Regions from separate parts of the Homo sapiens genome. Here regions 2, 3, 4 and 5 are each linked to region 1. The links are chromatin loops, found by intact Hi-C in ENCODE. Cell type or tissue: PC-9. All regions are shown on one strand.

The links. A loop is a pair of places that touch in the nucleus more often than their neighbours do. Peaks named below come from ENCODE experiments on the same cell type or tissue, not always from the same donor. Only the 100,000 strongest peaks of a DNase experiment are listed, where the experiment ranks them.
Region 2: a loop joins it to region 1, with 5 times the contacts of the local background. A loop is called at or near these places in 5 of 110 quality-filtered maps.
Region 3: a loop joins it to region 1, with 10 times the contacts of the local background. A loop is called at or near these places in 33 of 110 quality-filtered maps.
Region 4: it touches region 1 in a loop (10-fold over the local background); 56 of 110 quality-filtered maps call a loop at or near these places.
Region 5: a loop joins it to region 1, with 8 times the contacts of the local background. A loop is called at or near these places in 102 of 110 quality-filtered maps.

What each region holds. Positions count from the first base shown.
Region 1 is chr13:95,831,857-95,836,856 of GRCh38, reverse strand. It overlaps UGGT2 (UDP-glucose glycoprotein glucosyltransferase 2), which reads left to right. Exons shown (of 39, transcript NM_020121.4): 38 at 3,804-3,930. Among named protein-coding and RNA genes, the nearest start is that of DNAJC3, 160 kb to the right of the region's middle. In PC-9, CTCF peaks have their summits at 2,294 and 2,495 (motif pointing right); DNase peaks (open chromatin) are centred at 2,536, 2,966 and 3,546; H3K27ac peaks cover 660 bases.
Region 2 is chr13:95,476,282-95,481,281 of GRCh38, reverse strand. It overlaps CLDN10-AS1 (CLDN10 antisense RNA 1), which reads left to right. Exons shown (of 4, transcript NR_046533.1): 4 at 1,320-1,838. It also overlaps a transcript of CLDN10 not described here. Among named protein-coding and RNA genes, the nearest start is that of CLDN10-AS1, 55 kb to the left of the region's middle. RefSeq lists enhancers at 897-976, 2,315-2,674. In PC-9, CTCF peaks have their summits at 2,351 and 2,554 (motif pointing right); a DNase peak (open chromatin) is centred at 2,401; H3K4me3 peaks cover 449 bases.
Region 3 is chr13:95,491,291-95,496,290 of GRCh38, reverse strand. The region is part of intron 3 of CLDN10-AS1 (CLDN10 antisense RNA 1); the gene reads left to right. It also overlaps a transcript of CLDN10 not described here. Among named protein-coding and RNA genes, the nearest start is that of CLDN10-AS1, 40 kb to the left of the region's middle. RefSeq lists an enhancer at 3,595-4,095. In PC-9, CTCF peaks have their summits at 1,801 and 2,001 (motif pointing left); DNase peaks (open chromatin) are centred at 2,020 and 3,930; H3K27ac peaks cover 689 bases.
Region 4 is chr13:95,533,994-95,538,993 of GRCh38, reverse strand. It overlaps a transcript of CLDN10 not described here. Among named protein-coding and RNA genes, the nearest start is that of CLDN10-AS1, 2.6 kb to the right of the region's middle. RefSeq lists an enhancer at 3,405-3,699. In PC-9, a CTCF peak has its summit at 2,141 (motif pointing left); DNase peaks (open chromatin) are centred at 2,171 and 3,563; H3K27ac peaks cover 1,488 bases.
Region 5 is chr13:95,621,016-95,626,015 of GRCh38, reverse strand. DZIP1 (DAZ interacting zinc finger protein 1) reads left to right here. Exons shown (of 23, transcript NM_198968.4): 8 at 1,087-1,248; 9 at 3,536-3,673. Among named protein-coding and RNA genes, the nearest start is that of DZIP1, 21 kb to the left of the region's middle. In PC-9, CTCF peaks have their summits at 1,689 and 1,890 (motif pointing left); a DNase peak (open chromatin) is centred at 1,875.

The DNA.
Region 1 (5,000 bases):
ATCATATTCATGGCTTGATTTATCACAGTGAAAGGATATAAAGCAAAGTCAGCAAAGGGAAAAGGCACATGGGGCAAAGAGAAAATCAGGTGCAAGATTCCAAGAGTCCTTTCTCTGTGATATCACACGGGACAAGCTTCATTCCTCAAGCAATAAGAGATTCCACAACCAGTGTGAAGTATTACCTACTAAGGACATTTATTAGAAACCCCAGTGTCCAGGGGTTTTACTGGGGGCTGGTGACCATATAGCACTGTCTGCCTGAGACACACCTAAATTTCCAGCACTCAGGAGGAAAGCAAGTGTTTAGCATAAACACCTTTGCACAGATAATTTAGACACAGTGAGTTACTCTTATAAAGGAATGGTGAGAACCATCCTGAACCCTGTGTTCCCAGATGCCAGCGAGGAGCCAAACTTACAAGCAGGTCTTTCTAAGAATAGCAATTTCAGGCTTTCTGTATTAACTCTTTTCTGCAAAAGGACTTTTGAAAAAAAGGCTTAGAGGGCTGGGCACGGTGGCTTACGCCTGTAATCCCTGCACTTTAAGAGGCCGAGGCAGGTGGATCACCTCAGGTCAGGACTTCGAGACCAGCGTTGCTAACATGATGAAACCCCATCTCTACTAAAATTACAAAAAATTAGCTGGGCGTGGTGGCACATGCCTGTAGTCCCAGCTACTCAGGAGGCTGAGGCAGGAGAATTGCTTGAACCTGGGAGGCAGAGGTTGCAGAGAGCGGAGATGGCGCCACTACACTCCAGCCTGGAGACAAGAGCAAAACTCCATTTCAAAAAAACAAACAAACAAAAAAAAAGGGCTGAGAGCTAGCTGAAAATGTTTGTGGATTAGCTATCATCTTGACATGTCTTCAGTTTAGTTATCCTGCCAATATTTTCCCCCAAATAAAGGCAAACAAGACAATTTTGTCTACTTAAAATATATCATACATGCTTTTTTCTTACTTATTTTTAAGAGATTATTTTTCCTAGATTTTCATTTAAAGCAGTTTATGCTGTGCAGTTTAACTCTCCTAAACATAAAATATTTCAAAGTAATTTATTTGTTGTCCATTTAGATTTTATATTCCACTACTACCTTGTCTTTAGTAGGTATAATAAGTTTTTTTCCTAGTATATTGTTTTTAATGTGCTAAGTGTAGAAAATTGTTTACAAGATCTTCACTGACGAATAAGCTATTAAAATGTTAGAATTCACACAATTTTGAACAAAAAAGAGCAGGAAAACAAAATATAGGAACTTTTTCAGACATGTATAGAAATACATATTTTAAAAATAGCATGCCAGCATGTTAGAATGTAATCATAGTTGGTAGAATATAGCAGAAACAAATAAAAAGGCATTTTTAAGAGGTAAGCAAGGGAATTTCATAAAGAGAGGCCAAGAACATTATTGAACACAACTACTAATATGTTGTTAGGGTTCTGTTGTGGCTCATACAGTAGTGGTGTAGGTCATTTTGGGATCTTTAGTACTTAGACTAACATGAGCTACCATAACAAACCCCCAAAATTCAGTGGCTTCATACTCATTCCAGCAGCAGACCTAAGTGGATATCTCCGTCATTGAGTAGCCCTCCTGTGTGCCATGTCTCAGGGAGTACTTTTTGTCCACCTGTAACTGCTTCTTCCAGTGCAGTAGCCACTTGCCTTATGTGGCTGTTGAGCCCTTAACATGTTGCTATTCTGAATTGAGATGTGCTGTAAGGTATAAAGTACACACCAGATTTTGAATACTCAATACAATGAAAATAACATATATCTCATTACTAATTTTTGTATTGATTACATGTTGACTTAGTATTTTGGATATATTGGGTTGAATAAAATATAGTATTAAAATTTATTTCACCTATTCCTCTTACATTTTTATACATGGCTACTAGAAAAATTTAGTATTTTTCTAGTGAAAAAACCCACAAATTATGTGTATGGTTTTCATTGCATTTGTATTGGATAGTACCAATCTGGAGGGAAGGGGAAAAAAAGTGTGGAGAACATATATCTTGAATCCTAAAGGCATGGCCCCTTGGTGGGAGTTGGTCACGTGGCCATATCTAGATGTAACAGGAGCTGAGAAATGGCATTCCTGGATGGACAGCTACTTCCTAGCAATAGCAATACCAATACCCAGGAAAAGGAGAAGTGGCACAAATTTTGGTGTTCAGCCCGTCTCCCTCATAGAAACACTAAGAGTAGAATGAGAGAACATGCTATTCTTCATGGAGGAGAAAAGAGAATGCAGAAAATTCCCAAGGAAATGGCCTAACAGAAGAAAAGAGCATGACTAATAATATTGAAGGTGGGAATGAAAATGTTTATGAATGTCATTATACTCTCTCAACTTTCCATCTCAGAGTTTTTCAGCCTCAGTACTATTGGCATTGAGGAGTGGAGAATTCTTTGTTACAGGGGTTTTCCTGTGCATTGTTGGGTATTCAGCAGCATTTCTGGCCTCTGTCCACTAGATGGCAGTAGCACCCCACCACTCCCCGGCCATCACACATTTTCTCCAGACTTTGCCAAAGCTCCCCGAGGGGCATGATTACCCAGTTAAGAAACACTAATAAAGCTTATAGAGTGTATGCATGAGCACACACATACACACACACACACACACAAACCCAATGTAGTACAAATAGCTAAACAAAACATAATATTTTTATTTTTTTAATAGTATGACAGAATTAAAAAAAGAATTAGTCCCATTATCTTCACTATATAGAAGACATTGCCTATAAAGTTAATTTCTGCAAGGAAAATTGTGTTGTCCACTTACCTCAGGAATATGTCACTATGGAAAAGAAATCCATAATGAATCAACTGAAAATATTTGGTGAGGAAAGGGTTAAGACAACAGGCTCACGGCTCATGACTAATAGCTTTCCCCTAAGAAATAAGAGGAAAGCAAGTGGAGAAAATGTCACCAGAAGTGAGCTTCAAGTTGCTTCCTGCCTTAATTCTTTGTAAATAGTGAATGGGCTTCCTTTATTACTTGATGAAGTTTATACTGCTCCCATTGTCTTCTGTCTCAGTAAATGGCAAATCCATTTTTTATATTGCTCAAGCCAAAGGTACTGGTGGCTTTGTCTTTCTTTGATGCCTCTCTTTACTTACAGCTCACGTCCAATATATCAGCAGATCCTTTCAGCTGTACCTTCAGATACATAGTGTGTCAGACTCTTATCAACCTTCTATAATTTTTGCTTTTAACTTTAATTTCCCAAGAAACTCTATAGTAGTACTCAATAGTTTAAACTGATTGTGTATTGATGGAACCTTAGAGATTTTCCTATTTTAATTTCTTTTGCAGTTGAATAAATTAAGCTACACACCCTACACACACACATAATTATGTGATACATACACATCCTACTACTAGTAAATATGGAGTTGGAACCCTGAGAACCGAGATGCCATTTCCATGTTTTTCTACTGTGCCTACAAAGCACACTAGTCTGCTATGTTCTTCTACATAGTGGTAATGTAATTAGATCTTTTGTCAAAAAGTTTTACATAATTTTTTTTTGACAGACTTATGAGTCATCAGAATGTCTTTCAACAATTTTTATTTAAATTTCTGATTGAGGTATTTGTATTAAGCAATTATTACATACATAAGTTGTGATATATCATTTCACCTGATCCTGTGTGTATTAAACTTCCAGTACTTAGTAGGACTCTGCTTTTTATAAAATGTATTTTGTTTGCCCTAGTGACACAGCATTGTCCTTATGTTTCCAGGAGCATGGTCTTTCATTAACAAAATTTACTTAAACTTTTAGTGCAATAATCCCAAAACAAAAGAATCCAAACTAAAAGCTGCTGCCAGAATTGTCCCAGAATGGGTGGAGTATGATGCTGAGATAAGACAACTATTAGATCATCTTGAAAACAAGAAGCAAGATACAAGTAAGTCATCAACGTGTTGTGATGTCTGAAACATGCGTTGCATTAATGAGATTAGAATAGACTACAGACTCATTTCTTAGTGAATTTATAAAATGATTAAGAATTTCTTTAAGAAAGTCTGTGGCATAATTTAAAGGTGTATTTTTGTGTAGACTAAGCTTACAAGTTTAAAACATAGATAATCTGTTTCCCCATGGATACAGCTTCAGCTCATAACTCTATATGGATAGATAGTGTAACATTAGTCTCCTGACACAACATAGAGGTGAAAAATAAAAGTAAAAGGAGTGTTTGTCTTTAAGATTGCACTGAATTTCCTAAATGTGAAAATTTGAGCAAGTCCTAAAAATTAATAAAAGCTTTACATAGCTAACTAAAAATATCATTTCCTATCTCCAAAATTAATCTCATATATAACAGAGGTTTCCCCACGTGTTTGTGGTTCTAGTATGTTTAATCATGGGCTGGAGAATGACTTGGATTAGATTTGCTTCAATTCCTTTTATGAAAAAAACTGTGGCTACCTTGGCATTTCATTGCCCTACATAAGTGTTCAACAAATGTGCTGAATTTATTTTTTAAAGCTGATACAAACTTCTTGATTGTCCTGTAATTCTCTTTCCCTGTCAGTGCTGCCTGTGTCTCCCTATTCTTCACTCTTTCTTAAAAAACCCCCTGAACTCCTATTGTGTTCGGGTCAGTGTGTTAGAGACTTTCACTAGATTATATTGGCTAATACTCTCAATAATTCTTCCCAGTGGTTCAGAATACAGTTCTCATTTTCCTCAGCTTTACTGTTTAGGGAAGCCGAAATGATTATGTATAAACTGTCTCATATAAACGTGAAATTGTTTCATCTTGACTTTAAAAAAAAAAAAAAGTTTTCCTTTAAAAAAAAAAAGTTTTCTTGGTGTGTTCAAAAAGTTCATTATACACACCCATGTATGTATAATAATTTAGTATAGATAAAGATACTATTTCAATTCATAAGAAAATATTCTGTAAGTGGTATGATATGACTTTTTTTAAAGGGAGAGAAGTAGGATGACAAAGGGAGGAGGGAGAGAAGG
Region 2 (5,000 bases), 360 kb after region 1:
CCGCACTGAGTCACAGATTTAACATTATAGTTAGTCATAAATGTTTTAAAATTATGAGTCTGCAAGGTCAAGGGCATGCGTCCTCCTGGAAACTCTTCCCCATCTAGGCCATGCTCTGAGTGCCTGGGAATTTTCTGCCTCCAGGGTCAATGCCAGCTTCCTCTCTGGGGTCCATTCTAGCCCAATAGGTGGTCAAGATGCAGCTGTTACAGGGTGGACGGAGAGTGCCTGTGCTTGAATTTATGGATGGTGTGTCCTCTTGCTCAAGAAGCAAGTTCCTCATGGCATAAAGTGGGAAGACAAAGGGGAAGGATGGCAGCTGGGGGTTAGCTCTTGCTGTCCCATTACCTTCTGGCTTGGGCTATAGAGCCCAGGAATTCTAGCCTGCCATGTAGTTATGTATATATATTTGACAGTTTATTCACTTGATAGATAACTTCTAAGTATTTCAACATAGCTTATGGGCCTTCATTGGTACTCTTGAATGTGAATAGCGTGTCTATTGAATATTTCTCAACGTGTGTTCTGAGGACCCCATGCAGCAGAATTCACGTGGGTTGTTTGCTTAAAATGCAAATTCCTGGGTCCCGTTTTTGATTATCCTGAATCAGAATTTTTGAGGGTGGAGCCAAGGGATCTGCATTCTAACAAGTTTCCCAGTGGTTCTGGTTCACACCAGAGTTTTAGGAACTCTTGAAACTGGGGTAGGGTGGACAGGAGCTGGCTCCCAGTGGGCAGGAGCTTCAGGGGAGAAGAAAAGGAACCAGCCAGCTCAGGGGACCACAATGGCTGCCAGCTTCAGACGCTTCCTATTTCTCTCATTATCTCTCTTCCGCATCTGGCCTGAGCCCAGCTCTGGGTGTGAGCTGTGGAGAGAGGTTTTCTGCCAGGATTGGGCAAGGGCATTCTCCTCTAATACAGGGCCTTCAGAGACTGCTCTACCGAAGGAAGTGTCTGAGTCAATGTGAAACTGGAAAGAAGAGAGATATGGTTTGGCTGTGACCCCACTCAAATCTCATTTTGAATTATAGCTCCTACAATTCCCATGTGTCGTGGGAGGGACCCGGTGGGAGGTAATTGAATCATGGGGGCGGGTCATTCCCATGCTGTTTTTGTGATCGTGAGTCTCACAAGATCTGATGGTTCTATAAGAAGGAGCTCCCCCGCACAAGTTTTCTCTTCCCTGCCACCATGTAGGATGTGACGTTCCTCCTTCACCTTCCACCATGATTGTGAGGCCTCCCTAGCCATGTGGAACTGTGAGTCCATTAAACCTCCTTCCTTTATAAATTCCCCAGTCTTGGGTATGTCTTTATTAGCAGTGTGAAGATGGACTAATACAAAGAGGAACTAGGGGAGCTTGGAGGAACCAGAGACTCAATCAGGGATTCAAGTGAAGTCTCTGTTGCAAACCCTTGAGCAGGTGAGAACCCCTGGACTCTTGCAGGGGATGTGGGAGGAGCTGTACATACAGACAGTGCTGTCCAGCCAATGTGGGTTCAAACCCTGCATCTGTCACTGGCTATGTGACCTTGATCAAGTTCCTTAAGGTCTCCAGGTTTGTTTTCTTATCTGTAAGATGAGAATCCTCTTCTGCAAACCATGTCTGTTTAAAATATGTGCTTATTTTGAAAGTGATGTAGCAACATTTTCTCTAGTTAATGTTCTTTCTCCCTCATAATTTTAAAACATTTATTCATGACTATAATGTTAAGTCTGTGACTTTATTTTTGCTAAATGTCCATCTCAGAGAAGAATATGACTTTATATAGCGAAGTATTTTTTAAAAAATAGCCTTAGTAATGCATATTTGCAATAAAAATATTTGACAATCCTAATACCTTCAGGCTTGTCATTGGAATGAAATGTGATAATTAAGTAAAACCCATTCTTGCTACAAAGATTTAAGTGGTGGCCACTTTTTTTCCCCCCGAGATGGAGTCTTGCTCTGTCACCCAGACTGGAGTGCAGTGGTGTGATCTCAGGTCACTGCAACCTCTGCCTCCCAGGTTCAAGCAATTTTCCCTGCCTCAGCCTCCCAAGTAGTTGGGATTACAGGCACCCGCCACCACACCCGGCTAATTTTTATATTTTTAGTAGAGATACGGTTTCACCATGTTGACCAGGCTGTTCTTGAACTCCTGACCTCGTGATCTGCCTGCCTCGGCCTCCCAAAGTGCTGGGATTACAGGCATGAGCCACTGCACCCGGCCGGTGGCCACTATTTATTAGGAAGCTTGTTATCTTCTACCACTGCACCTGCTGATGATTGCTCTCACAGGCACTTAACCACTGGCTAATAAAATGAAAGTTCCTTAAACCTTACGCACAGGAAGCCACTTAGGCTGCAGTTGCAGCCCTGTGCCAGGGCAGTGCTTGGCCAGTGACCTATAACTCCCTGAGGCTCCTTGTGAGGGAGCAACTCCTGAAGTCACATGGCGAAGATGCTCACAGGACATGATTCTTAGGATGATCCCACCTGTCGAGACCACAGGCTGTAACTCACTGTCACAAGTTAGTGATGAACGCGGAACCTTAATGAAACCGCCAGCGACAGCTGTGCCATACTGCAAGTCACCACTAGGGGGAAGCAGAATACAAGCATCCGGGTAAGAACCAACGAAGCGCTGAGGAACGTGGCCCAGGAAGCCAAATGGGGATGGGAGGGGAGAAGGATCCTAGGCGCACCCTCCCTGTTCACCCCACCCACCGGGCAGACCTGCACACTCCTGGTCTTGCTCTCAAACCATCTGATTCCTCTGTTTCTCTGTTCTCTGGTCCTGGTACAGCACATTATATCTTCCGTATGGCAAAGGCCAGTGGTTCTCTAACATGGCTGTATGTTTAAATCACCTGGGGAGTTCTGTAAACGCTCTACATCCTGGCCTTATCTCAATTAAATCTGAATCTCCAGTGTTTGGAAGCAGGGATCAGTGCTTTTTATATTTATTTATTTACTTGCTTATTTATTTTTGAGACAGAGTCTCACTCTGTTGTCCAGGCTGGAGTGCAGTGGTGCGATCTTGGCTCACTGCAACCTCAGCTCCCTGGGCTCAAGCGATTCTCATGCCTCAGCCTCCCAAGTAGCTGGGACTACAGGCATGCACCACCATGTCCAGCTATTTTTTTTTTCTATTTTAGTTGATATGGTGTTTTGCCATGTTGGCCAGGCTGGTCTTGAACTTCTGACTCAAGTGATCTGCCAGCCTCAGCCTCCCAAAGTGCTGGAATTATAGGCATGAGCCACTGTGCCTGGCCTCCAGAGCTTTTTAAAACACAACAGGTGATTCCAATTTGCAGCCAATTTTGAGAACCACTGTTTTAGGCAAAAGATCTCATTTCTTTTCACATGAAAGCTGGCTTTCATTGTTAGAGGACTCCTCCAAGAAGCCTCCCTAACGAACCACACGTTTTCCTCCTCCTCCTCCATCTGTCCACGGGCCTGTCTGCAGCTGATGCCAGTACTTATCATGGCTTAAGATACATATGGGTTACCTGAGGGTGTTGCAGATTCAGATTCGTTCAGTCTGGGGTGAGGGGTTGAGACGCTGCCTCTCTAAGTCCCAGGTGCTGCTGGTCCACAGACCATCCACAGTAGGGTTGGCAGGACATCAACCTGTGTTTCCGCATGTGCACCTTTGCAGTTGTTCTCTGTTTTGCATTCCTTTTCTGCTTCTGTATTAACCATGTTTCTCCTTTCTGTAAACCTGATGCTTTAACATCTGCCCCGCGTGCATCTGCAGGACACACCTTGCTCTGTGCAACCCAATAATATGTCTCCCTCACTGTCCCCCTCCCCCTGGAAGGAGTCCTCCGGGTGATATGCTTTTCAAATGAAAACCAACCCAGAGCTCGCATCCCAACCAATTCCCTTATCTGGCTCTCACACTCCAGGCCACTATCCCCCTGCCCTAATCACCCAGGACCAGGTATCTGACAAATAGGAACAGCCTGTATGCCCCAGAGCCTGCTGAAATGATTTAAACTAGCCAGTCCTGAGCTAGCTAACCCTGCCTTGCCCACTCTTTCCTGTGGAAACCATAATAAGGGCTCTGGCCACGTTCTCTTCTCCCTCTGCCTCTTGACCAGCCCTCGTGCTGCCCCGGGTGTCCCTGCATGGCGTGGCGTGCCCACTTCTCTTAGATCTGAGAGTAAGAAACTCTCTCTTCAGTGAGAGTCATCATCTGATCTATTGGCCTCACCAAAGCTGAATAAAATTAAAACCTATTAGAGCAACTCCCCTGCTAGGAGGAGAGGCGTGGCTGGTTCCCAACTTGTCTGCATCCCGCCTCTCCTCCCAGTCTTGCTTGGGTCCCTGCTATGCTGCTCATGGTATGAACACAAGACCCTGTACACACACAGAAAAGAGCACAATCAGTGACTGTTGAATGAATAAGTGAACAAATGTAGGGAGAAAAATTCTGAACTTGGAGACCTGGCTCTGCCACTAACAGCTGTGAGAGATTGTGAAGGTGCCCCCGAGACTCAGTGACTTCATCTGTCCTGTTATTTCATAGTGAGGCCACCTGAGCAATATGTGTTAAAGCCCCTTTTCATCCACATGGTAGCATCCTCCTTTCTCTCTCCATCTCCTACTTGTCACTGGTGTTCAGGGTTCCAGCCTTGCCCTTCACACACTGCCTGGGAGGTCCCATCTGTTTCTGAGTCTTTGAATCTTCACCCACAGCTGCTATGGTCTGAATATCTGTGTCCCTCCAAAATTCACACGTTGAAATCCAAATGCCCAAGGTGATGGCGTTGGGAGGTGGGGCCTTCGGGAGGTGATTAGATCTTGAGGGTGGAGCCCCCATTAATGGGATTAGTGCCCTTATACAGAAGGCTCCGGAGAGCTGCCTCACTTCTGCCACCACGTGAGGACACAGAGAGAAGACTCACCTGTGAATCAGAAAGCAGCCCTCACCGGACACCAAATCCATCAGCACCTTGACCTTGGACTTACTTCCCACCCTCCAGAACCGTGGGAAATACATTTCTGTTGT
Region 3 (5,000 bases), 340 kb after region 1:
CTTATGAATATCTCAAAGAACACACTGGAAGGTACTACTGGAAGTGAAGCATATGCGTCAGACGTGAATGTGTGCTTATTTACCAGGTGGGATGAACTGCCCAATGAAGCCATAAAGTTGTATAGGCGAGGGTTTGGTAGTTGAAAAGAGGAGAGAAGAATGCAGACACAGCCTGAGAAAGGGCAAAGGGCCGTATCCAACATGTGGGAAGTGCCATTTCAGGGAAAAGAGCCCAAATATTCCGGAACATCTGGGGAAGATAAAAGGAAGTTGTTCTTGGGATAAATTTGGTGAGAACCTACTTTCAAGAGCAGAGTTTAGGGCCTGTCCTGGCTGGAGGAGCTGATTTTAAGAACAGAAAGAACAGTCCAGTATTAAATGTTAATTTGAATATAGGAGGATAGGATAAAAAATGACTCAGAATTATTATGTTATCTGGGCTGAAAAGCGTCATATTTACTGCCCATTAGAAATTCCTTACAGGCTGATTTCCTAAAGTTAGCTTCATTTCTTTCTTTCTTTCTTTCTTTTCTTTTTTTTTTTTTTTGAGGTGGAGTCTGGCTCTGTCGCCCAGGCTAGAGTGCAGTGGCGCAATCTCGGCTCACTGCAAGCTCCGCCTCCCGGGTTCACACCATTCTCCTGCCTCAGCCTCCCAAGTAGCTGGGATTACAGGCGCGCGCCACTATGCCCGGCTAAATTTTTATATTTTTAGTAGAGACGGGGTTTCACTGTGTTAGCCAGGATGGCCTCGATCTCCTGACCTCATGATCCACCCACCTCGGCCTCCCAAAGTGCTGGGATTACAGGCTTGAGCCACCGCGCCTGGCCGAGCTTCATTTCTTTCTAGGAAATTACAAGACATGGACTCAAATAAAAGGCTCAGTTGACCAAGGGAACAAGATCTTGTTTAGTCCTGGTAATACCCAATAAATATTTGCTAAATATATGCAAAGGGGCAGGGCACGGTGGCTCACGCCTGTAATCCCAGCACTTTGGGAAGCCAAGACGGACAGATCACTTGAGGTCAGGACTTCGAGACCAGCCTGGCCAACATGATGAAACCCCGTCACTACAAAAAAATACAAAAATTAGCCAGAGGTTGTGGCATGTTCCTGTGGTCCCAGCTACTCAGGAGGTTGAGGCAGAAGCATCGCTTGAACTCAGGAGGTGGAGGTTGCAGTGAGCTGAGATTGCACCACTGCACTCCAGCCTGGGCAACAGAGAGAGACTCCATCTAAAAAAAAAAATTAATTAATTAATTAATTAATTATATTGAAAGGACAAGAAAGGGAGGATTAATTGCACAATTTGGGTTTTGCATCCTTAAAATGAAATATTAATTTTACCAAGCAGTTAGTTTTTTAAGAGTAGGGGTGGAGGGGAGAAGGTGAGATTGCTGGCAGAAAGATAACAAATTACACAAAAGCCATCAAGGTGTTGTGTGATCTTACGATGAGGTTTCATGTCTGTTCATCTGTCAGATGATGGGGCCAGACTAGGTGGTCTTAAAGGCCCTGTCCGTATCTACCATCCTAAGATTCTCTGTTCTTCAGAACACGCTAGAGGAAGTTTGGGAAAGCAACTGTTTTATTCAGAGATAAGTACACTTAATACAATTCAGACAATACATTTGTAACGGGCATTTAACACAGCAATCAATTGTACAAGTAGATTCTATTTACTTTTTCTTTTATTAAGCGGAAGAATAAATAAACATAACTGGCCTCAATTATTTAACACTAAAAATGTTGACATTGTAGAGATAAACGTCAACACCAAGAAATACGTTTTCCATGTTCTCCTTAAAACAAATAGAAAGTTTGAATGATATCAATAATTATCCCTTAGAATTGGGATGTATTCAGGTTTTATGCGTGTTACATAGAGCAAACAGGCTATTTTCAATTTCTGTGTTTGTATATTTACCTATAATTGCCAACTTTCTGCAAATGATGTTTCCTCTTGTGTAAATACCAACTGGATTTAGCAAATGTCATGATTATTCGTGCCACCTATTGGTGAAATGTAGTATGACAGCATCTTTTGTGTGCAAGACAGCTACTATGGGGAGAGGAAGGTTGTCAGGACAAATTAAACAGGAATTCTGTACTCAAGAACGGTGGAGAATCTATCTTTTATGAGGCAATTCAAAATTTGAACACTGGAAGGGTATTTGATGGTAGTAAGGAATTACTACCTTTTTTATTTCCTATTATTTTTTAATTGTTTATTTTTAGGTGTGACATTGGTATTGTGGTTATGTTAAAACGTCTTTATCTTTTAGAGACACATAGTAAGATATTTATGAATGAGCGAAAATGATATGTGTAACATGATTTAAAATAGTATTAGCAATTTTGATACATGCACAACGTGGATGAACCTTGAAAACGTGCTAAGTGAAATAAGCCAGACACAAAAGGACAAATATGGCCGGGCATGGTGCCTCACACCTGTAATCCCAGCACTTTGGGAAGCTGAGGCGGGCTGAATACTTGAGGCCAGAAGTTTGAGACCAGCCTGGCCAACATGATGAAACCCCATCTCTACAAAAAATACAAAAATTAGCTGGGCGTGGTGGCATGTGCCTGTAATTCCAGCTACTCGGGAGACTGAGACAGGAGAATCTCTTGAACCCGGAAGGTGGAGGTTGCAGTGGAGCCAAGATCATGCCATTGTACTCCAGCCTAGGTGACAGAGTGAGACTGTGTCTCAAAAAAAAAAAAAAAAAAGTGGGGGTAGGCAAATATATAGGGTATCTAGAGTGTCAGATTCACAGAGACAAAAAGTAGAATGATGATTACCAGAGACTGGGGGAGGGGAAGTGGGGAGTTACCATCTAATGGGTCCAGAGTTTTAGTTTTGTAAGAACTCTTTTCTGGAGATGGGTGGTGGTGATGGTTGCATAACAATGCGGATGTCTTTAATACCACTGAACTGTATACTTAAACATGATTAAAATGCAAAGTTATAACATGTATTTTTTAGCACAATAAAAAAAAAATTAGGGCCAGGTGGGTGCACCTGGGCTGGCAAGGAAGGGGCACCCGTCTGGGTGGGTGGGGCAGGGAAGGTACCTGAGGTCACTGGCTTGGCGGTAGCGGCAGGGGTGGCAGAGGTGGAACTGCAGAGTTGCAGGGTCCACTGACCCTTACCCTCAGCTGGAGAATAACCCTCCAGATCAACTGCAAGAACAAACCAGCAATCCTGAGAGGAGCCGCAGACCCTCTGAAGGAAGCGGACTGCCCCTGCAGGACACAGGAGACACCCCAAATACTGTGAGTGCCCCAACTGCGGAAGTGGGAAAGGGGGACCCTCCTCTTCCAAACACACATCACCACTGGGGAAGCGGAAGGTCTGTTTTTGGGAGAAGTTTCCAACTTTACCTCAAGCTGAGTCAAGTTAGAGAGCTGAGCCGAGCAAAATACAAGGGTAGAGGAAGCAGCAGAAAGGTCCTGGGAGCTCGTTGGGTCCCCAAGCAGCCCATTCCTGCCTGACACCACAGGGATCCATCAGGAGGGTGGCCAGAGGAGAAGGGGGTAAAACTCCATAGGGAGAAGGAATTCTCTAGCTGAACTTTATAACAATTTGAAAGGGGCAAGAAGCCTCCTGACCAGAACCTAGGGGAGAGCATGAATCTGGTGTGCAGACTTCACATGCAGGGGGAAGAACTGAAGCCCTTTTCTTCCACAGCTGGAAGGGAAAAAGCCTTGGGCAAGTTTTCAAGCCCATCTCACCCTCCACCAGGAAACAGACTCGAGGCTGTTGGGGGAGGCACGGTGGGAGTGAGGCCGACCCTTCGGTTTCTGTGGGAGCTGGGTGAGGCCTGTGATTGCCAGCCTTCCCCAACTTCCCTGACAACCTGTATGACTCAACAGAGGCAGCCATAATCCTCCTAGGTACACAATTCCAGTGACCTAGGAATCCCACCCCCATCCCCCACAGCAGCTGAAGCAAGACCTGCCCAAGGAGAGTCTGAGCTCAGACACACCCAGCCCCGCCCCCACCTTATGGTCCTTCCCTACCCGCCCTGGTAGGGAAAGACAAAGGGCATTTAATCTTGGGAGTTCTAGGGCCCCACCCACCACCAGTCCCTTTCCACATGACTACAGCTGATGCTTTCTGGAAAGCACCACCTCCTGGCAGGAGGCCAACCAGCACAAAAATAGAGCATTAAACCACCGAAGTTAAGGACCCTCACGGAGTCCATTATACCCTCCTCCACCTCCACTGGAACAGGTGCTGGTATCCATGGCTGAGAGACCCACAGACGGTTCACATCACAGGACTCTGTGCAGACAACCTCCAGTACCAGCCTGGAGCTGGCTAGACTCACTGGGTGGCTAGACCCAGAAAAGAGACAATAATCACTGCAGTTTGGCTCACAGGAAGCCACATCCACAGGAAAAAGGGGGGTGTACTACATCAAGGGAACACCCCATGGGACAAAAGAATCTGAACAACAGCCTTCAGCCCTAGACCTTCCCTCTGACAGAGCCTATCCAAGTGAGAAGGAGCCAGACAATCAACCCTGGTAATATGACAAAACAAGGCTGTTCAGTATCCCCAAAAAATCACACTAGTTCACCAGCAATGGATCCAAACCAAGAAGAAATCCCGGATTTACCTGAAAAAGAATTCAGGAGGTTAGTTATTAAGCTAATCAGGGAGGGACCAGAGAAAGGAGAAGCCCAATGCAAAAGTATCCAGAAAATGATACAAGAAGTAAAGGGAGAAATATTCAAGGAAATAGATAGCTTACAGAAAAAAATAATTTAAAAATTCAGGAAATTTTGGACATACTTTTAGAAATGTCAGGTGCTTTGGAAAGTCTCAGCAATAGAATTGAACAAGCAGAAGAAAGAAATTCAGAGCTTGAAGACAAGGTCTTCAAATTAACACAATCCAACAAAGACCTAGAAAAAAGAATAATAAAATATGAACAAAGCCTCCAAGAAGTCTGGGATTATGTTAAATGACCAAACCTAAGAATAATCAAT
Region 4 (5,000 bases), 300 kb after region 1:
GCCAGAGAATCACTTGAACCCAGGAGGCGGTGGTTGCAGTGAGCCGAGATTGTGCCACTGCACTCCAGCCTGAGCGACAGAGCGAGACTCCATCTCAAAAAAAGAGAGAAATGTTACAAAGTTCAGCATTATCAAACAACTTGAGTACTTAAAAATCGCCTTCTCTGTGGAGTCTACAGGAATGGAATCTAAGGCATTAGGGTTGTTGCCATAAGCGGGTACAGCAGGACAACGGTGTTGGCTATAGCAATAGGCAGAGGAAGAGGAGGAGTCATGGCCTCAGAAATTCAGAAAAGAAAATGTGATCCAGGCTCTACCCTATAGAAGAAGAGATCAGATCTTATGGTCAGGAAAGGAGGAAGCTGGCCAAGATGCAGCGTGAGGATTTCAGAGCGAACACACACATTGACCTTGCAGCTGCATGGGGTGCGTGATGAAGGCAGGTTTGGCCACTGACAAGAGGAAATCAATATGATGAATCAATTGATATCACTCTATCATCACATATGGAGAGGAGGTATGAATGCTTGTTGGTAATTCATAGAAACAGTTTGTTGGCTGGGTGTGGTGGCTCATGCCTGTAATCTCAGCACTTTGGGAGTCCAAGGTGGGTGGATCATGAGGTCAGGGGTTCAAGACCAGCCTGGCCAATATAGTGAAACCCTGTCTCTACAAAAAATACAAAAAAACTAGCCAGGCGTGGTGGTGGGCGCCTGTAAGGTGCCAGCTACTCTGGAGGCTGAGGCAGGAGAATCGCCTCAACCCAGGAAGCAGAGGTTGCAGTGAGCCAAGATTGTGCCATTGCATGTCTCAAAAAAAAAAAAAAAAAAAAAAAAAAAAGAAATAAACAGTTTGTCAATGGGTCACAGATTTGTAATCAAATGAAAGCTGGAAATAATGCTTGGCTCTTGTTGTCATGTTGGTTCTCTACCAAAAATTTCTGCAGATCTTCTTGGCAACGTTGTTTTAGACTGGTGCATAAAAAGGGCTATGAATTTAGCTCTGCATTTGCCCTCATTTAGTGCTGTTTGTATGTTGCCACTGAAGGATGTAGTTTTGGGTTCTAGTTGATAGCCACCAGTGCTTATCAATTGGCAGATAAAGTTTCAGGGATTCTCTACTTATAATTGGTTTCACTTTTAGGGGCTGGAAGCCAATCCAAATTACCCCGGTGAGTGTTTGTTACTCGTGGGTGAGTGTTCATGGCTACCGCACCCCAGCAAATTACCAGGCAGGTAGTTATGATGGAAAACCTGGAATTTGGAATTCAAGCCAGTTACAGAAGCAAGAATAAGCACAGGACTTCAAATTTGGAAATGCCATTCTGTGGAGTGAAGTGGTACCCTAATTTATATATTTCAAGTAAAGAATTTGGTTAAATGAATTTCTGTTAAGTAAGGGAAACTTGTGGTATATTACTACCATTGAAAAAATGGTTTCGTCTTTGCACTTCCTTCCATTTGCATAGTTCATATTTATGACACCCAATTCTACTTCAGCACCTTTTTGGCATATCATCCCCATCAGAAAACGTACACAAATTATGGTGGGACTCAAGCTACAGTAATAGCTGAGACCAGAATTCACTTGATCCCCTCTGTTCGCAATTCATACTGCCTCCTGTACGCAAGAAGAGCCGTGCATACTGGGTATTCATTGAATTATGAATGTTTCCAGCTCTGGCAACAAAACAAATAACCAACAACCCCCCCAAAACTGATTAGCTATTAACCAACCCCACACAAAGTCTGAACTATATTAACTTCATTAGGCATTCTTTAATCTGTGGTAGAATGGAAATACATCCTAAAATTAGAAGATTGTAAACAGAGAGGTTTTCTTTTCCCCCACTTAATGTTTAATTTTAAAATATTCTATCTTAATTTGATATGGCTACCCAGAATAGAAAAAATGTTAGCTTCAACTTACTTCTTTACTTCAGCAAGCCTTAGCTCTGCTCTGAAACTCTTCTAAAGAAGCAAAAGGCTCTTAATTAGCACACACACAACAGGACAGGATTCACATGCACATGCTGCAGGAATAGTGTTTCTGCATTAACTTACAGCAGCTGTGAAATTTAAATACCACTAGCAGCAAAGACATTTTGTAAAATACCGCACTATATTTCATGAGAAATTTGCGCCCTCTTTTGGATAAAGATTGTTAAGACATTTCAATATGAACTTTTTTTTAAAAAGGCATGCAGTTTTTAAAAAATAAACAGTTTTATTGTAAGGACCGTGGGAAAGGACGAGAAAGAACAGGTGTGAGGACATTGCAAAGCCAGTATTAACAGAACTAGAAGGTGAAGATTTTGTAACTGCAACGCATAGATGGCACTATGAAGCGCCTTGAATTAGGAATCTATCGTTTTCTTTTAATCAAGATGTGTTGAGAAATTGTGACAATCATTACAAAGTAATGATTTTTAGGACCAATTTTCTCTAGAAAACAGTAGCCAAAGCTCATCTTCCTCTTGAGGCTGTAAGTTTTGTATGGTTAAGGATAAATTGTCCCTTGGATGATTTTTCTTTTTTCTTTTTTTGAGACAGAGTCTTGCTCTGTCGCCTGGGCTGGAGTGCAGTGGCGTGATCTCGGCTTACTGCAACCTCCACCTCCTGGGTTCAAGCGATTCTCTTGCCTCAGCCTCCAGAGGAGCTGGGATTGCAGGTGTATGTCACCATGCTAGCTAATTTTTGTATTTTTAGTAGAGATGGAGTTTCACCATGTGACTAGGTTGGTCTTGAACTCCTGACCTCAGGTGATCTTTCTGCTTAGATGAAGCAGATATTAAGGACTTTTTTTTTTTTCAAATTTAGGAAAATACACAAATGTATTTAAAGATATCTTGAGAGACATTTAAAACATATTCTTCATTTTTCTTCTTTAACTGACCATCTCAATAGACTTGTCTATTACAGTATCACAGTCTCTCTGTCCACCACCCATCTACTTCTCCATCCACTGCCATCTTTCCTACCTTTCCCTTTCCACTGAAACACCATAGGCAAAAGTGACAAGTGGTTTTGTGCTACCTGACTTAGTGAACAGTCCCCATTCTTTATCTTGTTTGTTTTCTCTGCACCTTTTTCATAGTTGCTCAGTTCCTTCTTTGTGAAATACTTTATTCTTTCGGCTTCCATAGCCCCATTCTTGCCTAGATTTCTCTGCCTGTTCCACGATTCGTCTCCATGTCTCCTCATGGGCTGGTATCTCCAGCATTCTGTACTTGGCACTTACCCCTTTTCACATCACAGTCTTTCCCTGAACCAACTGGTGGCTCCATAATGGGATTCCCTGACCCAGAATCAGTTCTTCTGATGTCCCATGTGCCTATGGGACATCTTCTCCTTTCTCCTGGTGGCTCGCAGGTATGGAGACCTCAATTATGTCTACAACTAAACCTCTCACCCCCACCTCCCCCGCAGCTCCCTTCTGTATTTTCTCCACTGAACCATGAACCATATTTGTTTGTCTACCCACTCAGTCTGCCAAGCAAGTTATGAGTGTTCCTGAGTCATCTTGGATGGCGCTCTTCCCTCTGTACTCCTCATCACTCAATCTTGTTGACACTCTTTCTGAACTGCCATGAGTCATTCTCACCTCTCCAGGCCCACACTACTCTTCCCAGTTTAGACCCTCATCACCTCTTCCATCCACTAGCCTGACTGGTCTTCCTGCCCCAGGGCTCACCCCTTCTAATATGACTCCCCAGCTGATTTTCCTAAAAGATAAGCCTGATTGTTTCTTTACCCCTTTAAAACCCTTCACGGGCTCCTCATTACTTGCAGAATGAAATCTGTGTATCTTATCATGACACAAAAGGTATCCTAGGATCTTCAGCCCATCACCTGCCATGCTGCACCTTGGAATACTCTGCTGGATCATAGCAAGCATGCATGGCAGTGTTCTTCCACCCAGGATGCCTTTTTTGCTTAATTAGCCTGGAGAATTCCTTTTAATTACTTTTTAAAAAAACTCTTTCCTCCCCCAATAGACCAGGCCTGAGAGTCACTCTCTCATTCTTGGTGGCGTGCTTCCATTGTTGCATTTACTGCGCAGAATTGGAGTTTGTATCCATGTCCCTGCTGAGCTGTGAGCGCTTTGAGAATAAACACAGATTCTTATTCATCCTCACTGTTGTTGTTATATTATAACCATGATTGGCTACCGTTTATTGAATGCCAGGAGAAAAAAAACCCTGAAGTTTGGAGATATTAGGAAAATTGCTCAAAGATGTATTGCCATTTAGAGGCAGAGTTATAATTTAATCCCCTTTTTTTAAATGATCCAAAACACATGTTCTTATCAAAATGATGCACTACAACTTAGAGGTTTCCTGGTAATACTCCTACTAGTAGTAGTTATTATAACTATCACTGTGAATCATGCATTATACTAAATTCTTTATATAACAATCAGTTTCTGAAGATGGAGAATTGATTTTTTTTTGAATTTTTAACGGTTTGATATAAAAAGTTATTTTTAAAAATGTAAAATAACAAAAGATATTTACTAAAGATATTCATACATTTGACAGGAGTATAGTTAAGCTTAGGTGGACCAGATGACCCACAATATCCCTTACCACATAAGATTTTATAATTCTACAAATATTTTTCCTCTTTTGATTTTAACAAATCTTTTCTTAAATTTATTTTATTAACATATCGTCCTGGCAGTAGCTTCATATGGTTATAACCATGTTTTCTTCTTCTTTTTCTTTCCTATTTGAAGGAAAAAAAAGACACCCAATGCTTTCTGTGTGTTTTCATATGTAACCTTCTACATAGCAGATGCTGCTAAATTGCTGGGGATATAATGAGAATTAAAAAGGAAATACAATTCTTTTTCTCATGGAGCTGAAAATCTAGTAGGGGAGACACACATTACCCAAACGATCCCTCAGTGACCATGTAATTATAAACTGAATCAAATGCTCTCTAATAAAGGACTACTGTACTCTGAAACTGTATAACAAAGAACGTGATCTCTGCTCT
Region 5 (5,000 bases), 210 kb after region 1:
GGATTACAGGCACGTACCACCATACCTGGCTAATTTTTTTTTTTTTTTAATTTTTGGTAGAGATGAGGTCTCACAATGTTTCCCAGGATGGTCTCAAACTCCTGAGATCAAGTGATCGTTCCACCGTGGCCTCCCAAACTGTTGGGACTACAGGCATAGCCATCACACCTGGACCTTTCTTCTTTTTAAATGTAGGCTCTTACAGCTGTAAATTTATTTCTGAGCACTGATTTGGCTGCATCTCATGAATCTTGGTATGTTGTGTTTTCATTTTCATTAACCTCACAGTATCTTCCAATTTCCCTAGTGAGTTTTTCCTTAACCCATTGGTTGTTTAAGAGCACGTTGTTTACTTTCCACGTATTTGCTACTTTTCCAGTTCCCTTCTGTTACTGATTTCTGGCTTAATTCTATTGTGATCAGAGAAGAATCTTTGCATGATTTTGATCTTTTTAAATCTGAGAAACACTTTATGGACTTAAAAAAAGGTCTTCCTGGTAAATATTCCATGTGCACTTGAGAAGAATGTATATTCTGCTATTGTTGGGTACAGAGTTCTGTATATGTGTGTTAGGGCTAGTTGGCATATAGTGTCGTTCAAGTTCTCAATTTAGATTTTAAAAACCCTGAAGGTCATTGAGAAATCAAGTGCTGACCTTGAATTTAGCTCCTGTAAATCTGAATTTGTATTTTCTGGGGGTGGGATGAAGTTACACTATCCAAATTGTTATGGTGCCAACAAATGTTCTTTTATTGCTCAATATATGTTTTCTTTAAAGTATATTTACATTTTATATATTATGGCATGACTTTTATACAAGTTCATAGAACACAAAAAGCTGGAGGCTTTGGGCGTCTGTGTTGGTATTTTAAGGGATGTAAGGACAAGAGGATTCTGTGTGCTGCCTTTAGTTTAGAAAAATCATTGTGCACAGACCTGCCATGATAGGAAATGTTGTTACAAGCCTCACTGAAATAAGCAATACTAGCTAACATTTTTGAAGTGATGCTATGAACTTTTATTTTAAATATTGCTTATTTTCTTCAGACCAGAACTTTTAAAGATGTGTATTAAAATAATTTCAGGAATATGAAATGCAGAAAACAAAAGAGGAAGACTTTTTGAAGTTATTTGACAGGTGGAAAGAAGAAGAAAAGGAGAAACTAGTTGATGAAATGGAAAAAGTCAAGGAGATGTTTATGAAGGAATTTAAAGAATTAACTTCGAAGAATTCAGCATTAGAATATGTAAGTATTAAACCTAGAAGTTCTTATGGTATTGATTGCCTTGAGAGGTGGTGTTAGGATGGCATTAAGGCCAGGGGATCCAGCAGTTACTTTATGTTACCCTCGTGCAGACATTCTTCTCCCTGAGAGTCTTGAGGGAGGCATAGAGGAGACAGAGTGAGTCAGAGATGTTTTGCTGAGAATGGGAGCTTTGGCCTTAAACTTCAGTGCAGAACACTCGTGGTGAGATATAGAAGACCCTCTTCTATGATGGTCCCTCTTTTCTTATCTGGTTAGGTTAGCCTTGAACTGTAAACTCCTCCCTGAGTTTTGGAACTTTCCATTGTCCAGTGGGAAGGGAAAGAAGCAGACCCAGAAAGGCTAAGAACCTTTGCCAGGCTCCCTCCTCAACCCAGGCCCAGGTGGGGTCTCTAAAGCAAGCAAGTTATGGCTAAGTGAGCCCCTCTCCCTTGTGGGAACAGCCCTGGTCCATACAGCCCCAGCCTCATGCATAGATGATACCTGAGCTGCTTCTTTAGAAAGCAGCCAATCAATCAGTGTCCTTCTAAGAATTCTAAGCTCCCTGGTTAGACTTGACCTGAGTCTTCTTTGGGGAAAACGGAGAAAGGAAGGGAGCTGAGCGAAGGTCCTTGAGCTCCCTCTAGGGGCCAACAAGTTTTATAAACGAAAATAGAGATTTTTGGAATTCACCTGAGGGCTTTCCTAAAACTCTTTAAACTCTAGCGTGAGATTTGGCGAATGGCCCATGAACCAAGTCCAGCATACCACCTGTTTTTGAATGGCCTCTGACATAAGAATAGTTTTTACATTTTTACTTTTTATTTTTTTCAAGACAGAGTCTCTCTCTGTTGCCCAGTCTGGAGTGTAGTGGCACAATCTCAGCTCACTGCAACCTCTGCCTCCTGGGTTCAAGTGATTCTCGTGCTTCAGCCTCCTGAGTAGCTGGCGTTACAGGCACATGCCACCACACCCAGCTAATTTTTGTATTTTTAGTAGAGACGGTTTCACCATGTTGGCCAGGATGGTGTCGAACTCCTGGCCTCAAGTGATCCTCCCACTTGGGCCTCCCAAAGTGCTGGGATTACATTTGTGGGCCACTGTGCCCAGCCAGTTTTTAAATTTTTAAAACATTGGAAAAAAAGAAGACTATTTTGTGACACAGGAAAATTTCATTAAAGTTCACATTTCAGTGTCATGAGTGAAGTTTTATTGAAACACAGCCATGTTTGGTAATTTACGCTCTGTCTGTGGCATTTTTGTGTGGGAGCAGTAGAGTTGAATGTTTTGTCTGAGACTTTGTGTTACGAATCTGCATGACTTATAACTGTTGCTATTGACCTTGGCTACCTGGCTGTGGTAGTGTTTGTCAGGTTTCTCCACTGAAGATTTTCTCTTTTTTCCTCCTTTCCCTGCTGTCCTTTCTGAAATGAAGTCACTATGAGCAGCCTACACTGAGGAGAGGAGACGTGCGCTCCCCCATACTTTTGTTTTTGAAGTTAATGTGTTACCTTCTGTGGTTTTCTGAGGGTTTTTGCCATGAGTAACATTGGGAATAATATGAAAAGAAAAGGGTAAAATTAAAAACGTTATGTCCCCAGTGGATTTACTGATGTGGTCCCTGGACAGTGTTGGCCTCTCACTAAACTAGCTTAAGAACCAGGTGCATTCAGTTCTTCTGTTTCTGGTACCTATTAAGTGCCCATAAAAAATTTTAAGCCCCAGCTGGGCCTGGTGGCTCACACCTGTAATCCCAGCACTTTGGGAGGCTGAGGTAGGCAGATTGTTGTGTGAGCCCAGGAGTTTGAGACCAGCCTGGGCAACATGGCAAAACCCTGTCTCTACAAAAAAAATACAAAAATTATCTGGGTGTGGTGGTGCACGCCTGTAGTCCCAGCTACCTAGGAGGCTGAGGTGGAAGGATTGCTTGAACCCAGGGGGTTGAGGCTGCAGTGAGCCATGATCATATCACTGCACTCTAGCCTGGGCAACAGAATGAGACCCTGTCTCCAAAAAAAAAAAAAAAATTAGACTCGTTTAAGATTAGAAAGTTAGATTTTCCTTCCCCTTTTTTCACCCTGTACATATTCTGATAGGAAGACCAGCAAGCAGTAGAAACAAACCAGTAAAACCACAGGGAAGCAGAAGCAGGAGAAGCGTCCAAGAGCGTCCAGGAGCGTCCAAGAGGGCAGTCAGATTTAAAACACAGCTATGTGCTCCCTGATTTTATTCTCTGTTTCCATCTTATGAAAGTCTAACTGTAGTACTGAGCTTGAATTTTATCTTATAGCAACTGTCAGAAATCCAGAAGTCCAATATGCAGATCAAGTCCAACATAGGCACATTAAAAGATGCACACGAGTTTAAAGAAGACCGTTCTCCATATCCCCAGGATTTCCATAATGTCATGCAGCTTCTTGATAGTCAGGTACGTGCAAGTGGGTGACAGCTGCAGTGGATGCCTTCCTTTTTCTTAGTGAAGTAATTTACAGTGAGTGTCATCTGCAGAAAAAGTGTTTGTCTTTTTTAGTAACCCTGAAGGTGACTAGCTGTTATTTTTCTCCTACAGCATGCCTAAATCATAAGAGGTGTTTGTTACATGCTTGCTGTTGGCAAATAGCATACACAACAGTTGGCAGAACTGTTTTGTTTCTTCTCTCCATAAAGTCAATTTGAATTGGTTAGTATAACCTAGCTATTCATTTTTCATCTTTCAGATGTAGCTCTCAATTTCAAAAGGTGTAGAAGGGCATATTGAAGCACCAGATTTAATTTTAGAGTTTAAATATACTGCTAACTGTATTTTTAGTAGAAACGGGGTTTCACCATATTGGCCAGGCTGATCTTGAACTCCTGACCTCAGGTGATCCGCCCACCTCGGCTCAATTAACTGGGCGTGGTAGCAGATGCCTGTAATCCCAGCTTCTCGGAGGGCTGAGGCAGGAGAATTGCTTGAACCCAAGAGGCAGAGGTTGCAGTGAGCTGAGATCACGCCATTGCACTCCAGTCTGGGCAACAAGAGTGATACTCAGTCTCAAAAAATAAATAAATAAATACACACACACACACACACACACACACACACACACACACACACACACACACTGCTAACTGGTCAGCTGATGATCTGTTACATTTATCAAACATAATCACTTTCATTTGGAAGTGACAGCGGTTTAGGGGAACAATTTTTTTAAACTAGGAAGCAAATAGAGATGAGAGCTTATGAATTCAGGATTCTTTTTTAAAAGCCTGGGTCATTCTAAAAAAGGTAAGTAGACTTTGGAAACAGGGACCACTGCTTCTTGCTTCAGTGCTCACATGTTTCCTCCCTGACCCAAATCTACCTGCTCCACTGCAGTCAGGCTGACCATGTCCCTGTCCTGTCTGAAGTCCTTCAGTGACCCTTATTCCGGACTTCCTACCAGCACGCAGGGTCCTTCGGATTCTGGGCCCTGGGCCATCTTTCTCTGTTCTTTGCTTTCCTGGCACTCCAGCGGCCCAGCAGCCCATGCCTCTCAGAACATGCCCTTCTGTCTTTTTCCTCGGTTCTGGCTGCTTTCCTGCCTGTCCTGCAGCTCCCAGTTTTCGGGACCTGTCTTTTACTCATTCTTTAGTATTCAGCCAGGGGGGCAGGTACCGCTTTCAGAAAGTTCTCCTGAGCCTCTAGGCTATAGCATTTCTGTAGTCCCTAAGTGGGATCTGATGACATACACATTATATGTGGATTCTCCATGGCTGTGTCTACTCGCCTC